Regions from separate parts of the Homo sapiens genome. Here region 1 is linked to region 2. A link is an interaction called in ENCODE POLR2A ChIA-PET data of the cell type or tissue named here. Cell type or tissue: HepG2. All regions are shown on one strand. Links, peaks and the distances in the headings refer to the core of each region. The heading gives the core; the rest is flanking DNA.

Region 1 (8,369 bases), core at 289-8,288, 340 kb before region 2:
TTTTTGGTAGAGACAATGTTTTGCCATGTTGCCCAGGCTGGTCTCGAACTCCTGACTTCAAGTGATCCGCCCACCTTGGCCTCCCAAAGTGCTGGAATTACAGGTGTGAGCCACTCAGCCCACCTTACAGATGGGGTTTCACCATGTTGGCCAGGCTGGTCTTGAACTCCTGACCTCAGGTGATCCATCCGCCTTGGCCTCCCAAAGTGCTGGGGTTACAGGTGTGAGCGAGCCACCGTGCCCGGCCTTAATTCTTGATACTAATATCTGTTGTCCTGCACTTGAGTGGGAATCTTTCTGGTTGGTTCATTTTAACAGAGATAACTGAAGTACTCTTAGAAATGAAAGGATGTTCAATAAAATATTTGAGATGCACTTAGTATAAAGCCTGAACCAAACTAAGGCCAGGCATAATGGCTCACACCTGGCTTTCCAGCATTTTGAAATGCCAAGGCGGATGGATCACTTGAGCCCAAGAGTTCCAGACTAGCCTGGGCAACATGGTGAAACCTCATCTCTACAAAAAATTCCAAAAAATTCGTCGGTCCACGTGCCAGTAGTTCCAGCTACTTGGAAGGCTGAGGTGGGAGGATTGCCTGAGCCTGGGAGGTTGAGGCTGCAGCGAGCCATGATTGCGTCACTGCATTCCACGTGGGCGACAGAGTGAGACCCTATCTCCCAAAAAACAACAACAACAACAAAAACAGTGACAGGGAGCACCTGCTCCAGTCATATCCGATCACCCACCCAAGAATGGACTGACCACTGCTGAGTGCTTGTGAGAGTGTGCGCGGTTCTCAATTCTTTTTTTTTTTTTTTTGAGACAGAGTCGCCTCTGTTACCCAGGCTGGAGTGCAGTGGTGTGATCTCAGCTCACTGCAGCCTCCACCTCCCGGGTTCAAGCAATTCTCCTGCCTCAGCCTCCTTTGTAGATGGCATGACAGGCACGTGCCACCACGCCCGGCTGATTTTTGTAGTAGAGACGGGGTTTCGCCATGTTGGCCAGGCTGGTCTTGAACTCCTGACCTCAGGTGATCCGCCCACCTTGGCCTCCCAAAGTGCTGGGATTACCGGCGTGAGCCATGGCGCCTGGCTGCGCAGTTCTCAATTCTTTGATCTGAGTGGTGATTTTTACATATCACTGTATAGAGAACAGACAAGAAAGCTTATTCTTCAATCTGGTGCATGTGGCCAAGAAAAAAAAAAAAAAGAAAGAAAGCCTAGTTTTTTTGTTTTTTTTTTTGAGACGGAGTTTCGCTCTGTCACCCAGGCTGGAGTGCAGTAGTGCAATCTCGGCTCACTGCAACCTCCACCTCCCGGGTTCAAGCAATTCTCGTGCCTCAGCCTCCCAAGTAACTGGGATTACAGGCACGTACCACCACGCCTCGCTAACTTTTGAATTTTTAGTAGAGACGTCGTTTTGCCATGTTAGCCAAGCTGGTCTGGAACTCCTGACCTCAGGTGATCTGCCTACTGCCTCAGCCTTCCAAAGTACTGGGATTACAGGTGTGAGCCACTGCGCCCGGCCAAGAAAGCCTGTTCTTATACGCTTGAATGAGAAAGAGCCTGTATGTGACACTTTCTAAACCTGCAGGAAAGTTGGCTTCTGTTCCAAATCACATTAGCCTCAGGGACCTTGGACAAGGAGTTCCAGAGACAGGGGTGTTTTCATGGTTGGTTTTGTGGGTTTTTTTGGTTTTTGCTTTTGGGGTTTTTTGGTTTTGGTTTTGAGGAGGTATACAATATGAGATGAGGTCTACAACATGTTTCCCACGCTAGATGTGAACGACTAGACTCGGCCAATCCTCTTGCCTCAGCCTCCTGAGTAGCTGGGACTAGAGGTGAGTGTCACCAAACCCAGCTAATTTTTGTATTTTTTGTAGGGAGGCGATCTCGCTATGTTGCTCAGGCTGGTCTCAAACTCCTGGACTCCAGCAATCCTCCAACTGACCTCCAGAGTAGCTGGAACTACAGGGATGAGCCACTGTGCCTGGCTAGAGACAGTTTTTAATTCCCATTTAGTCAGCTTTGCACCAACTACTATAGCAAGCAACTTTATAGGGGGTTATGCTTGGCAGTTGATGCTTAACGACCCTGCTCAGAGTTGGCTCTAGATGAGGGGAGGCCTTTGCTTTTAACTGGGTGTGTGAGCAAGGAACAAAGACCCGCCTACTGGATGCTTCAACCACCTGGAATGATGAGGTCCTACTGGGAAAATGAAGGCATTTGAGTACATCTCATGTCTCTTTTCTTGGCAACTTAAAAGCTACGGTGTGTTTATCTCTAAATTGAAATTTGGAAGAAAGACAGGTAGGCTGAATAATATGAGTTTTCCTACTCTGAAATGTGCTCACTGGCAGCTCAGTTTTTCTGTTTGAAGTACAAAAATAGCTTCCTTGGCCGGGTGTGGTGGCTCACGTCTGTAATCCCAGAACTTTGAAAGGCCGAGGTGAGCAGATTGCCTGAGCTCTGGAGTTCGAGACCAGCCTGGCTAACATGGTGAAACCCCGCCTCTACTTAAAAAAAAATACAAAATTAGCTGGGCGTGGTGGCAGGCGCCTGTAATCCCAGCTACTGGGGAGGCTGAGGCAGAAGAATCGCTTGAACCCAGGGGGCAGAGGTTGCAGTGAGCCAAGATCGCGCCACTGCACTCCAGCCTGGGCAACAAGAGCAAAACTCTGCTTCAAAAAAAAAAAAAAAAAAAAACCAACTTCCTAAATCAGAGATCTGTTCTGATTACCCATGATGAGGAACCGGGGAACCGACTCGCTTTCCCTGGTTTAGAGGGGAAGGTTTAGAAAAGTCTAGAATAAAAGCACTGTGCTGGTCTGACATGCAAAATGTCATTCCACAGGTCCCCAGAGAGGCATATCACATATTCAGGAATCCACTTTTATCCATCAGAAATAGATGTGGCCAGGCCGGGCATGGTGGCTCACACCTGTAATCCCAACACTTTGGGAGGCCAAGGCGAGTGGATCACGAAGTCAGGAGATTGAGACCATCCTGGCTAACACGGAGAAACCCTGTCTCTACTAAAAATACAAAAATTTAGCCAGGCGTGGTGGCGGGCACCTGTAGTCCCAGCGACTCAGAAGGCTGAGGCACGAGAATCACTTGAACCCGGGAGGTGGAGCTTGCAGTGAGCCAAGATCGCTCACTGCACTCTAGCCTGGGCAACAGAGCGAGACTCCGTCTCAAAAATAAAAAATAAAAAAAAATTAAAAAATAAAGAAATAGGCCAGGCGCGGTGGCTCACGCCTGTAATCCCAGCACTTTGGGAGGCCGAGGCGGGCAGATCACGAGGTCAGGAGATCGAGACCATCCTGGCTAACATGGTGAAACCCCATCTCTACTAAAAATACAAAAAATTAGCCGGGCGTGGTGGCGGGCGCCTGTAGTCCCAACTACTCGGGATGCTGAGGCACGAGAATCACTTGAACCCGGGAGGTGGAGCTTGCAGTGAGCCAAGATCGCTCACTGCACTCTAGCCTGGGCAACAGAGCGAGACTCCGTCTCAAAAATAAAAAATAAAAAAAAATTAAAAAATAAAGAAATAGGCCAGGCGCGGTGGCTCACGCCTGTAATCCCAGCACTTTGGGAGGCCGAGGCGGGCAGATCACGAGGTCAGGAGATCGAGACCATCCTGGCTAACATGGTGAAACCCCATCTCTACTAAAAATACAAAAAATTAGCCGGGCGTGGTGGCGGGCGCCTGTAGTCCCAACTACTCGGGATGCTGAGGCAGGAGAATGGCGTGAACAGGGGAGGCGGAGCTTGCAGTGAGCCGAGATCATGCCACCGCACTCCAGCCTGGGCAACAGAGCAAGACTCTGTCTCAAAAATAATAATAATAATAATAATAAAGAAATAGATGTGTCCACCTATCAGTAGGAAGAGGCCTGCTTAGCACCCAATTCTAAGTCCTTCTTTGTGGCTTTTTTTTGTTTCCTTTTTTAAGATGGAGTCTCACTCTATCACCCAGGCTGGAGTGCAGTGGCATGATCTTGCCTCACTGCAATATCAGCCACCCAGGTTCAAGCAATTCTCCTGCCTCAGCCTCCCAAGTACCTGGGACTACAGGCCCCCACCACTATGCCCAGCTGATTTTTTGTTTGTTTGTTTGTTTCCTTTTTATTTTTTTAAGGAGTTTCACTCTTGTCGCCCAGGCTGGAGTACAGTGGCGCGATCTCAACTCACTGCAACATCTGCCCTCCCGAGGTTCAAATGATTCTCCCTCATCAGCCTCCCGAGTAGCTGGGATTACAGGCGCCTGCCATCACGCCCAGCTAATTTTTGTATTTTTAGTAAAGATGGGGTTTCACTATCTTAGCCAGGCTGGTCTCCAACTCCTGACCTCAGGCAATCCACCGCCTCGGCCTCCCAAAGTGCTGGGATTACAGGCATGAGCCACCGAGCCCCGGCCTTTTTGTTTGTTTTTTTCCTTTGTTTGTTTTTGAGAGAGAGTCTTGCTCTGTCGCCCAGACTGGAGTGCAATGGTGTGATCTCGGGTCACTGTAACCTCCGCTTCCCTGGTTCAAACAATTCTCCTGCCTCAGCCTCCCAAGGAGCTAGGATTATAGGCACACACCACCATGCCTGGCTAATTTTTTGTATTTTTAGTAGAGACGGGGTTTCTCCATGTTGGCCAGCTGGTCTTGAACTCCTGACCTCAGGTAATCCACCTGCCTCAGCCTGCCAAAGTGCTGGGATTACAGGTGTGAGCCACCATGCCCGGCCTAAGTCCTTCTAATCACAGCGATGGGCTCCTTCTTTGTGACAAGACAGGGACGAAAATGTGGGGCTCCTCCACACCACAGCTACCCCTCCCTGACACCTTTCCACGTTCATCGGGATTCCAATAGGCTGCTGCCCTCCAATCATCTTAACACCCCATTCTGTGTTTAAGAAGCTCCCTGATACGGGAAGCGTGGGGAGGGTGAGGTGCAGGGGTGAGGCAGGGGGGTGGGGAAGGTGAGGTACAGGGGTGAGGTGTGGGGAAGGAGGGATGGCCAGGGACAGAGGGGACTCCAGGTGCTCCAGAAAACACAACAGTACGGACTCTGTACTATTTCTGTTAACAGCTTCATTGAAATAAAATTCACATACCACAAAATCACCCATCTGAAGGGTACAATTCAATGGTTTTAGTATATTCAGAGCTGCCTCCACATTATTTTAAAGACAGGAGACTCTTAAAATGCACATGAGAATACTTGGAAAACAGCCAAGTGGATACATTCAAGCTTTCAGCAAACATGATGAGGAAATAAAACAGAATTTATGAAAGCAACCAAAGAGTCCACACATTCAACGATGGCAGGCAGAGCGCTGCGGTAACAGAAGGCCGCGGGGCTCCTTCCTGCACTTCAGGTCTGGTCCCTGGAGAAGCAGGTGTGTGCCCCAGGCGAGGGGAAGGTGAGCAGCTCCTAAGGGTGGGGTGGGGTGGGGGGCGGGGAGGGAGGGAGCGGGAGGCTCTCTCCCTGGGGCTAATGAATAGACTCCCTTTATGGCGCTTCTCTAGAATGCGAGCCAGCTGGGACTCCTCAGCTCATAGAACTCCATTCCCACCTTGCTTTCAAGGTCAGCATGCCCTCTGACCTACAGATGTCACTCAGATCCTCGGTCCCTTCCCTGTACAAAAAAGAGAAGTGGGGCCCTCATTCGCCAGCCCAGCCAAGCCCTGCTAGCCGCTGCAGTGTCCTGGGTAACACCAGCCCCCATGGGGACACCCTCAAGCCCTGACTCAGACCTAGACCCCTGAGCGGAAGTAAAGGAGGAAGAAAAAGAAACTAAAAAGTTATCCAATACTTGGTTGGGCGTGGTGGGTCACATCTGTCATCCCAGCACTTTTGGAGGCCAGGGGATCACTTGAGGTCAGGAGTTCGAAACTGACCTGGGCACCACAGTGAAACAAAAATACAAAAATATCTACCAAAAATACAAAAAATTAGCCAGAGCTGGGCATGGTGGTGCATGCTTGTGGTCCCAGCTACTCGGGAGGGTGAGACAGAAGGATCGCTTGAGCCCGGGAGGCAGAGGTTGCAGTATACCAAGATTGTTCCACTGCACTCCAGCCTGGGCGACAGAGTGAGACCCTGTCTCAAGAAAGAGAAAAAAAGTTTGTTGTGCACGTTCGGCAGGTCAAATGGTGAACTTCCTTGTAGGTGGCCTGGGTAGTGACCTGGCTTCCATGTTGTCAAGGAAGGTGTGCCAAGACTAGACCATGGTAGCAGGCAGAATTCTAAGACCCCCTCTCTTGAGTGTGGGCAAGGCCTGTGCATGTGGTGGCACAGTCACTGTGACGAGGTTAACTTAATCTTTAAAACAAAATTTTTTTTTGAGATGGAGCCTCACTCTGTCGCCCAGGCTAGAGTGCAGTGGCACGACCTTGGCTCACTGCAACCTCTGCTTCCCGGGTTCAAACAATTCTCCTGCCTCAGTCTACGCAACAGCTGGGATTACAGATGCCCGCCATCACGCACGGCTAATTTTGTATTTTTAGTAGAGACAGGGTTTCACGATGTTGGCCAGGCGGGTCTCAAACTCCTGACCTCAAGTGATCCACCCAACTCAGCCTCCCAAAGTGCTGGGATTATAGCTGTGAGCCACTGCACCCGGCCTAAAACTTTTTTTTTTTTTTTTTGAGATAGGGTCTCCCTGTCACCCAGGCTGGAGTGCAGTGGTGTGGTAAACACAGCTCACTGCAGCCTCAAGATCCTAGGCTCAAGCGATCCTCCCACCTCAGCCTCCTGAGTAGCTGGGACTACAGGTGTGAGCCACCACACCTAGCTGTGATTTATGTTAACTTAAGACTCCATCGTAGCAGCCTCCTGGTCTCAAAGAAGAAGTAAGCTGCCATACCTGGGAGGACCATGTGGTTGAACCTGAGGGTTCTCCAGGACCTAAGAACCATTTCTGGCAAACGACCAACCAGCAAACAGGGTCCTCAGTTCTATAACCTCAAGGAGCTGAATTCTGCTGAGCACCTGAATGAGCCCGACACTCTGTCCCGCCTGGTGACAGCGCTGTGAGACACTGAGCTGGAGATATACAGGACTGCATATTCCAGGCAGAGGGAATAGCTACTGCACAGGCCTGGAGGAGGATGTGTGCCTGTGGAGTGTCAGGAGCAGAGTGAGCAGGGGGCCGGCAGCTGGAAGTGAGGTTGGAGGGGCAAGAGGGCCAGAGCATAGCATGAGGAGGACTCTACTGTGTAGAGTGTGGTGGTCTCAGCGGACAGAGCAGGACCTAGCTATCTTTGGGAGCCATTATTTGGCCTACCACAGCCATCTTACTTTTTAAATTTCAGGTATAATTTCCATCCTGTTTTTATTTACTTATTTATTTACTTATTTATGTTATTCAATTTTTTTTTAGACAGAGTTTCACTCTTGTTGCCCAGGCTGGAGTGCAGTGGTGCGATCTTGGCTCACCGCAACCCCCACCTCCCAGGTTCAAGTGATTCTCCTGCTTCAGCCTCCCGAGTAGCTGGGATTACAGGCATGCACCACCACGCCCGGCTAATTTTGTATTTTTTTTTTTTTTTTTTTTCTTGAGACGGAGTCTCGTTCTGCTGCCCAGGCTGGAGTGCAGTGGCACCATCTCGGCTCACTGCAAGCTCCGCCTCCTGGGTTCACGCCATTCTCCTGCCTCAGCCTCCCGAGTAGCTGGGACTACAGGCGCCCGCCACCATGCCCGGCTAATATTTTGTATTTTTATTAGAGAAGGGGTTTCACCGTGTTAGCCAGGATGGTCTCGATCTCCTGACCTCGTGATCCACCTGCCTCGGCCTCCCAAAGTGCTGGGATTACAGGCATGAGCCACCGCGCCCGGCCTAATTTTGTATTTTTAGTAGACGGCGTTTCTCCATGTTGATCAGGCTGGTCTCAAACTCCTGACCTCAGGTGATCTGCCCACCTCGGCCTCCCAAAGTGCTAGGATTACAGGCATGAGCCACTGCGCCCGGCTATTTTTTTGAGACAGTTTCCCTCATTGCCCAGGCTAGAGTGCAATGGCGCAATCTCGACTCACTGCAACCTCTGCCTCATGGTTTCAAGTGATTCTCCTGCCTCAGCCTCCCAAGTAGCTGGGACTACAGATGCGCGCCACCACGCTCGGCTAATTTTTGTATTTTTAGTAGAGATTGGTTTCACCATGTTGGCCAGGCTGGTCTCAAACTCCTGACCTCACATGATCCGCCCACCTCGGCCTCCCAAAATGCTAGGATTACAGGTGTGAGCCACTGCGCCTGGACAATACGCTTTTTCATATGTCAAATTTTCTTTACAGTTTTTTTTCTTTTTCCTTTTTTAATTTTGTTCCACTATTTTAAATTGTCAGCGTTATTTTTCACAATTCATTGTGCC
Region 2 (8,369 bases), core at 301-8,300:
ACAAACTCTCCATCTCCATTTTCTTTGGCCAGCACCTCTATAACAAAAGAGAGAATTAGGAACAAAACTAAAGTCAGACCTAGTTGTTGTAGCAATAAGTAAAATTAGTTATTGACATGAATGAACAATAATAAAGAACAGCCTCTCTGACTCAGGTGCATTTTCAGTACAAATTTACCTGTGGCTGGCTGCGGTGGCTCATGCCTGTAATCCCAGCACTTAGGGAGGCTGAGGCAGGTAGATTGCTTGAGCTCGGGAATTCAGGATCAGTGTGGGCAACATGGTGAAATCCTGCCTCTACCGAAAAAAACCCAAAAATTAGCCGGGCATGGTCATATGTGCCCGTAGTTCCAGCTACTCGGGATGCTGAGGTGGGAGAATCACCTGAGCCTTGGGAGGTGGAGGTTGGGGTGAGCTGAGATTGCACCACTGCACTCCAGCAAGGGTGACAGAGTGAGACCCTGTCTCAAAAAAAAAATAAATAAATAAAAATAAAATAAATTTTGACAGGTAATTGTCAAATATATAAAGTTTTTCTTTTGTTTTTTCCTCTGTCACCCAGGCTGGAGTGCAGTGGTGTGATCTCTGCTCACTGCAAGCTCCATCTCCTGGGTTCACGCCATTCTTCTGCCTCAGCCTCCCGAGTAGCTGGGACTACAGGCGCCCGCCACCACGCCCGGCTAATTTTTTGTATTTTTAGTAGGGACGGGGTTTTCACCGTGTTAGCCAGGATGGTCTTGATCTCCTGACCTTGTGATCCGCCTGCCTCGGCCTCCCAAAGTGCTGGGATTACAGGTGTGAGCCACCGCGCCCGGTTACCTGTCAAAATTTATAATATGTTTCTGTTTTGGCCAATTATATACTAATTATAATTGTGATAATAACAATCCAAAAGTTTTGTTTTTTTAAACGTTATCTTTTTAGAGTCTGTGACTTTATCACAGGAAGTAAAAAGAAATTTTATTTTAAGTCTATGTATATATTTTTAGAAATTTATGAAAAAGGATGAATAAAAGACTTTTTGGCTGGATGTGGTAGCTCACACCTGTAATCCCAGACAAAAAATTTTAAAATTAGCAGGTCTAGGCCAGGCGTGGTGGCTCATGCTTATAATCCCAGCAGTTTGGGAGGCCAAGGTGGATGGATCACTTGAGGACAGGAGTTCGAGACCAGCCTGGCCAACATGGTGAATACCTGTCTCTACCAAAAATACAAAAAAATTAGCCAGACATGGTGGCGGGCGCCTGTAATCCCAGCTACTTGGAAGGCTGAGGCAGGAGAATCGCTTGAACCCGGGAGCTGTAAATCTTGTGTTGTGATTCTTGTAGGAAATGAAGGTCCTCAGTCCCCATTCCATCACATCCTGCCCAAGTGCAAGCTGGCCAGGGACCTCAAGGAAGCTTATGACAGGTAAGACAGGTGGGTGTGCTTATTAACCTCCTTCTTATGGGCCAGCCTGCCTGGGCCTGAGGAGCAGCGTCAACAGGTAGGGCTCCCCGGTACTGACCACTGTTCTCCTGGGGTGTGAGCATCAGGGTTCCCTGAGGTTAGGGCCGGAGAGGACTGGGAAGGGATGGTCATGTGGCTGCTCTTGAAAGAAGTGACCTTGGTGGCCGTTTTTTTTTGTTTATTTTTTATTTCTATTTCTATTTATTTCTTTTTTTTGAGATGGAGTTTTGCTTTTGTTGCCCAGGCTAGAGTGCAGCGGCACGATCTCGGCTCACAGCAACCTCTGCCTCCTGGGTTTAAGAGATTCTCCTGCCTCAGCCTCCCGAGTAGCTGGGATTACAGGCATGCGCCACCACACCCGGCTAGTTGTGTATTTTTAGTAGAGACGGGGTTTCTGCATGTTGGTCAGGGTGGTCTCCCGACTTCAGGTGATCCACCCGCCTCGGCCTCCCAAAGTGTTGGGATTACTGGCGTGAGCACCGCGCCCGGCCAGTGGCTGTTTTTTAAATGGTTTGCTGAGTAGGGTGCACTCTGCTGGAACTTACATCACAAAAGACAAATCACTCTCCTATGTTTAAGGACTTATATTTCCCAATAGAAGAATGAACAAGGGATCTGAGCAGTGAGCTCACAGAAAAGACAGGTGGTTCAAACATGTGAAGAGATGCATCAGTGCATCACAATAAAGCTACACAGAGATCCCATTCCCCACCTGTTATACTGGTTAAGATCCACAATTTCACGAGACTCGATGTTGGCAAAGCTCGGGGGAAGAGGCATCTCGTGTGTTGCTGGTGGGACAGAGGTACAAACCCCTGAGTACCTTTGCTTTTTTAAACCCCTTTGCTGAGTAGCATGCACTCTGCTGGAACCACCACCTCCAGACTCCTCTTAAAACAGAAAACGAGCCCGAAGTTATACATGAGAGTCCGAAAGTGTTTTTAAATCAAACAGATGCAAAATGCCATTTTACTGAGCATGACGCAACACCAAGTGCTGGGCCACCTTCACTAGGTGGGTGTCACTGACTCCAGTCACTCAAGAGGAAATTGAGGCTCAGTGGGTGAGGCTGGGGCCAGCTGTCTCCTCTCAGTCTGAGAGAGTTGGGGTTTGCGACACTGACTGTGTGAGGGCAGCAAGCCTTGAGGATACCATGAAAACCTCACAGTTGTTCTGATTGTATTGGCTGAGCATCACCTTTATTAAATGTGGACAAGCAGGCCGGGCGTGGTGACTCACGCCTGTAATCCCAGCACTTTGGGAGGCTGAGGGGCGGATTTCTTGAGGTCAGAAGTGCAAGATCAGCCTGAACAACAATGTGAGATCGCATTTCTACAAAAAATTTTTAAAAAATATCTGAGTGTGGTGGCACAAGTGTAGTCTCAGCTACTCAGGAGGCTGAGGTGGGAGGGTCACTTAAGCCTAGGAAATCAAGATTATGGTGAGCCATGGTTGTACCATTGTACTCTGGCCCCAGCAACAGAGCCAGACCGCGTATCAAAAATGAAAAAAAAAAGGCCGGGCGCGGTGGCTCACACCTGTGATCCCAACACTTTGCCAGGCTGAGGCGGGTGGAGCACGAGGTCAGGAGTTCGAGACCAGCCTGGCTAACATGGTGAAACCCGCTGTCTACTAAAAATACAAAAAATTAGCCGGGCGTGGTGGTGCATGCCTGTAGTCCCAGCTACTCAGGAGGCTGAGGCAGAAGAATCACTTAAATCTAGGAGGCAGAGGTTGCAGTGAGCTGAGATGGCGCCACTGCACTCCAGCCTGGGTGACAGAACTAGATGTCATCTCAAAAATAATAATAAAAATTAAAAAACAAAAGTAAAATAAAAAATAAATAAAATTTAAAAAATACTTTTTAATTCTTTTTTTGGCTGCCTAGTGAGCCGCAACTGCCCCCACCATTGAGTTTGTTCCAGCCTTCCAGTGCTAACCATTTACCTGTGTTATTTTGTATGTGCGCCTCTGTATCTATAAGATAAATTCCTAAAGGCATTACTAATAGGGAAAATGGCATTTGTAATGTTGTGTTTCCTTCTCAGGGGTTTGTACCTCTGTCCCACCAGCAACACACGAGATGCCTCTTCCCCCGAGCTTTGCCAACATCGAGTCTCGTGAAATTGTGGATCTTAACCAGTATAACAAGTGGGGAATGGGATCTCTGTGTAGCTTTATTGTGATGCACTGATGCATCTCTTCACATGTTTGAACCACCTGTCTTTTCTGTGAGCTCGCTGCTCAGATCCCTTGTTCATTCTTCTATCGGGAGATATAAGTCCTTAAACATGGGAGAGTGATTTGTCTTTTGTGATATAAGTTGCAACTAGCATTTGTTTGTCTCTTGGTGACCCTGGGGACTGAGCCTCCCCAGGTGTGAGAGAACATCAGCCCTTGCCAGGTGATTGCTTTGTTTTCTGGCCCCTTCTGTGTTGCAGAATGGGACCTTTGTGGTCATGTAGTCTGACCCTGTCTTTGATTCATTGTTATCACACTAATGTTTTCTCTGTGTTGAGAGAATTACTACCCTCTGGCTTTGAATTGCCTGGTATCCAGTCTCTTCCTTGGACATTGTTCCCTTATTCTGAGTGTATGCCTCAACTCGGATTAGATTACAAACAAAAATCAGGCTAACTTGGAATTAAAATAAAAACCAAGCTGGTGCGGTGGTGTGCTCCTGTAGTCCCATCTCACAGGCGAGGCCAAGGTTGGGGGATCACTTGAGCCCAGGAGTTCGAGCTTGTAGTGCTCTATGCTGGTGTCTGAGTAGCCACTGTACTCCAGCCCCAGCAACATGGTGAGACCCTGTCTCTTAAAAATTTGTTTAAATAAAAACCAAACCATTGACTTTATATTTCTTTTTCTTCTTCTTTTTTTTTTTTTTTTTTGAGATGGAATATCCTTCTGTTGCCCAGGCTGGAGTGCATTCTTCTGCCTCAGCCTCCCGAGTAGCTGGGACTACAGGTGCACATCACCATGCCTGGCTAATTTTTGTATTTTTAGTAGAGATGGGGTTTCACCATATTGGCCAGGCTGGTCTCGAACTCCTGACCTTGTAGATCCGCCCGGCTCGGCCTCCCAAAATGCTGGGATGACAGGCGTGAGCACCGTGCCCGGCTCGTTGACTTTATATTTCTAAAGGAAGAATGGACTATGATTTCTTAGGTTTGAATCGTGCTGGAAAGTTGAAAGGAGACAAAACCTTGGACTGCCTGTTGTGTGATCTGCAGGCTGCGGAGGAGCTCAGAACTTGAGGCAACCCAGCGCCACCTAGTGGATATTAAAGGAGGACAGGAATCTGAGTTTTGCTGAAAAAGGCTCCTAAGCTGTTGTTCAGCATGTAGCATTCTTTCCTGACCTACGCATTCTGTTTGTTAGTGCCCAGGATCACATTTCCTCCATCCAAACTCCCACCCTAACAGTCTTGGGTCCTGGAGCTTGCCCCAGGGATGCTGGCAGCTATGTTTCTCTGGCAGGAGTCCAGGCAGTAGTACCCTCCCTGTACCCATCCTTGTCTGGCACTGGCATGGCTCTGCAGCCACCCAGGAGCCCCTCTGGGCTGTGGCCTCTCGTCTGTCCTCATCCCATCAGGTCCATGGTTGGCCTCAAGGGTCTGGTCTGCTGCTGCTCACTCTTCTGCACTGAGAGGAGGAGACTGAGTTTCCATTACTGATCAGGTGACCTAGGACAGAGCGCCTTTCTCCTGATGGTGACTGACTGCCAGATCTGGGGGAATCTCAGAACAGAACTGAAAGACCAGAAGCTGTGAGATTAATGAGGTTGGAGATTGGGGTGGGATTTTTCAAAGGAATTGTTCCTGGTTCTTTTTTTTTTTTTTTTTTTTTTTTTTTTTAATTTAAGGCAGGGTCTCACTCTATTGCCAGGCTGGAGCGCAATCTTGGCTCACTGCAACATCTGTCTCCCAGGCTCAGGTGATCCTTCCATCTCGGCCTCCCGAGTAGCTGGGACTATAGGCACCCGCCCCCACGCCTGAATAGTTTTTGTATTTTTTTGTGGAAATGGGATTTTGCCATGTTACCCTGGCTGATCTTGAATTCCTGGACTCAAGCAATCTACCCACCTTAGCCTCCCAAAGTGCTGGGATTATAGGCGTGAGCCACCATGCCCTGCCCCCAGTTGCTATTTTATTTATTTATTTATTTATTTGTTTGTTTGAGACGGAGTCTTGCTTCGTCACCCAGGCTGGAGTGCAATGGCACAATCTCAGTTCACTGCAACCTCCGTCTCCCGGGCTTAAGTGATTCTCCTGCCTCAGCCTCCTGAGCAGCTGGGATTACGGCGCCTGCCACCAGGCCTGGCTAATTTTTGTATTTTTAGTAGAGATGGAGTTTCACCATGTTGGCCAGCCTGGTCTTGAACTCCTGACCTCGTGATCTGCCAACCTCGACCTCCCAAAGTGCTAGGACTACAGGCGTGAGCCACCACGTCCGGTCCCCAGTTGCTATTTTAATTAAAGCTAGGGTTATGGTGTGGCTGAATAGCCTGGTGGCCCTGTCCTGCAGGACCTAACATCTGTGAATATAGGCTGGGAATGTGAATCGCTCAGGAGGCCACCCCAACACTTGTGCCATACCTAGCACTTGTGTCTCCCTGTGGATCCCAGTGGCCCTCAGTGACAGCATGTCACTCATTCATATGACCATTGAATTGTGTCTCCCAGGAGGGCAGGGATGTCTCTTCACTTTCTGCAACACAGCCCCTACACTCAGCCTGTGGAGGAGCACAGCTCATCCGCTAGGGGTCGACGGAATGTGTGGGTGGGAATAACAGCAGTGTAGATTCCATGGAGTGTGAAGAAGTGATTTGCTGAATGGTTCTCCGAGTTAACAGGACCTGTGGTGGGGAGTGATGTCCAGGGTCTGGCTGGGTAGGTGGTACTTGGTGCGGAGCCTTGCACTGCAAACTGTCGAGAGCAGGGTTGGTCCCATGGACCCTCTGTGAATATCCTGAGTTGTAGTACCCATTTCCATAAAAATGCACCTATATATAAACTTTCGTTTGAAATTTCAAGGTAGGCTGTTTGGAACCCACATAGATCTTTTGGGTTATGCAGCATCCCACTACTTATGGTAGGAAGCCAGGCCCATCCGTGGGACCAGAGGATGCAGAGGTTTGCAGGATAGCTTCACAGGTCCTGTCTAGTTCTAAGGTTAGGAATGGATGCTTTCTCAGATGCTAAAAGCTGAGGGGACTAGACTAAGCTTGTGCACATTTCTGTCTTGGAGATGAACGGCGAGAGTGTGTTTGAAGCCAGCCATTCCCTTTTGCATAGTCATTGTCAGGATGCAGGGCTTTGGCTGGGGCACCTATCTCCTGTCACAGACTGGGCTGGGCCCTCTTGGCTGGCCCAGAGCTGTGTGAGGGGCTGGATAAGTCTTGAGGAGGACAGTGTTTTCCTCCAGAGTGTTTTCAGACCAAACCATTAAACACCTTGCAAATAGAAGTGCAAGCTCGGCAGGAAACCTTTCAGGGCCCAAACCCTGCTTGTGCTAAGGGCTCTTGTCTTAAAGCTGCAGACTTAAAAACAGTGACAAACCTTTCTCTTTCCCCTTGTTAACAGACCTCAGTGCAGCTCCTGGCTTACCCTCTTACTGTGGGGGATTTACAGGCTGGAGGTTGGGCCGGCACCTTTCCAGAGCAGTCATCCCTCTGACATGTTCAGGGAATTTGCCCAGGTCTGCCATGGCCTTTGGGGCACTCCTGGTGGCAGCACTTGTCACCGCTCTAGGGAGCTGGGTTAGTTCATAAAGAAGCACCAGCCTCAGTGCAGAGTGCTCTGAGGGAGAAAGCAGCAGGTGGGTGAGCTGATGCTTGGGAAAATGGAGTAAAGTCCACGTGGAAGTTAGAGGAACCAACATGGCGTGTCTCTGCCAGAGGAGAGGGCCCCATGCCAGTGTACAAACCAGACCACATGACTGCGGCTCCAAGGACAGCTGACACGGTGAGGGCAGCAGAGATGACCAAGCTGGGAAGTCACTAGAAGAACCTTCATGTGACCCTCCTGCCCTCATTTCTCCATACCCATAGCTGGAACTTGTTCCTGGCTTTCCATGAGGTGTGTTCCAAGCCCCTGTTCCTTTCCCTATAACTCTCTCCAGTTTCTAATGCTCCATACAATTTGATTACAATTAGGTGTCTTTTTTTTTAAACGTTAATTTCAATTTTTTTTGAGACAGGGTCTTGCTCTGTCACCCAGGCTGGAGTGCAATGGCGCGATCTCGGCTCACTGCAACCTCCGCCTCCTGGGTTCAAGTGATTCTCCTGCCTCAGCCTACCAAGTAGCTGGGATTACAGGCACCTGCCACCACACCTGGCTAATTTTTTTTTTTTTTTTTGAGATGGAGTTTCACTTTTGTTGCCCAGGCTGGAGTGCAATGGCACGATCTCAGCTCAGTGCAACCTCCGCCTCCGCCTCTACCTCCCAGGTTCAAGTGATTTTCCTGCCTCAGCCTTCCAAGTAGCTGGGATTACAGGCATGCACCACCACGCCCAGCTAATTTTGTACTTTTAATAGAGACGGGGTTTCTCCCTGTTGGTCAGTCTGGTCTCAAACTTCTGACCTCAGGTGATCTGCCCATCTCAGCCTCCCAAAGTGCTGGGATTACAGGTGTGAGCCACGGCACCCGGCCTAATATTTGTATTTTTAGTAGAGACAGGGTTTCACCATGTTGGCCAGGCTGGTCTCGAACTCCTGACCTCAAGTGATCGGCCTGCCTCGGCCTCCCAGGTTTTGGGATTACAGGCGTGAGCCGCCACGCCCGGCCAATTATGTGTCTGTCTAGATGCCGCTGAGTGAAGCCCCCAGCGTGCAGAGCAGCCAAGTTATTTTCTTCCCTGCTGCACTCCAAGTACCTAAACTGGTGCTGGGAGCCACAGCACATGTCATAAGGCCTCAC

What was found. ChIA-PET counts read pairs that join two places held together with the same protein. Peaks named below come from ENCODE experiments on the same cell type or tissue, not always from the same donor. Only the 100,000 strongest peaks of a DNase experiment are listed, where the experiment ranks them.
Region 1: POLR2A ChIA-PET joins it to region 2 with 5 read pairs; 1 of 35 experiments calls an interaction of 5 or more read pairs at or near these places.

What each region holds. Positions count from the first base shown.
Region 1 is chr16:447,924-456,292 of GRCh38, reverse strand. All of the region lies in intron 1 of RAB11FIP3 (RAB11 family interacting protein 3), which reads right to left. Among named protein-coding and RNA genes, the nearest start is that of RAB11FIP3, 26 kb to the right of the region's middle. In HepG2, for the core only: no CTCF peak of the experiment used is centred there; DNase peaks (open chromatin) are centred at 4,442 and 5,262.
Region 2 is chr16:103,566-111,934 of GRCh38, reverse strand. NPRL3 (NPR3 like, GATOR1 complex subunit) reads left to right here. Exons shown (of 14, transcript NM_001077350.3): 7 at 1,329-1,410. Among named protein-coding and RNA genes, the nearest start is that of MPG, 30 kb to the right of the region's middle. RefSeq lists an enhancer at 1-5,179. In HepG2, for the core only: a CTCF peak has its summit at 4,724 (motif pointing left); a DNase peak (open chromatin) is centred at 4,704.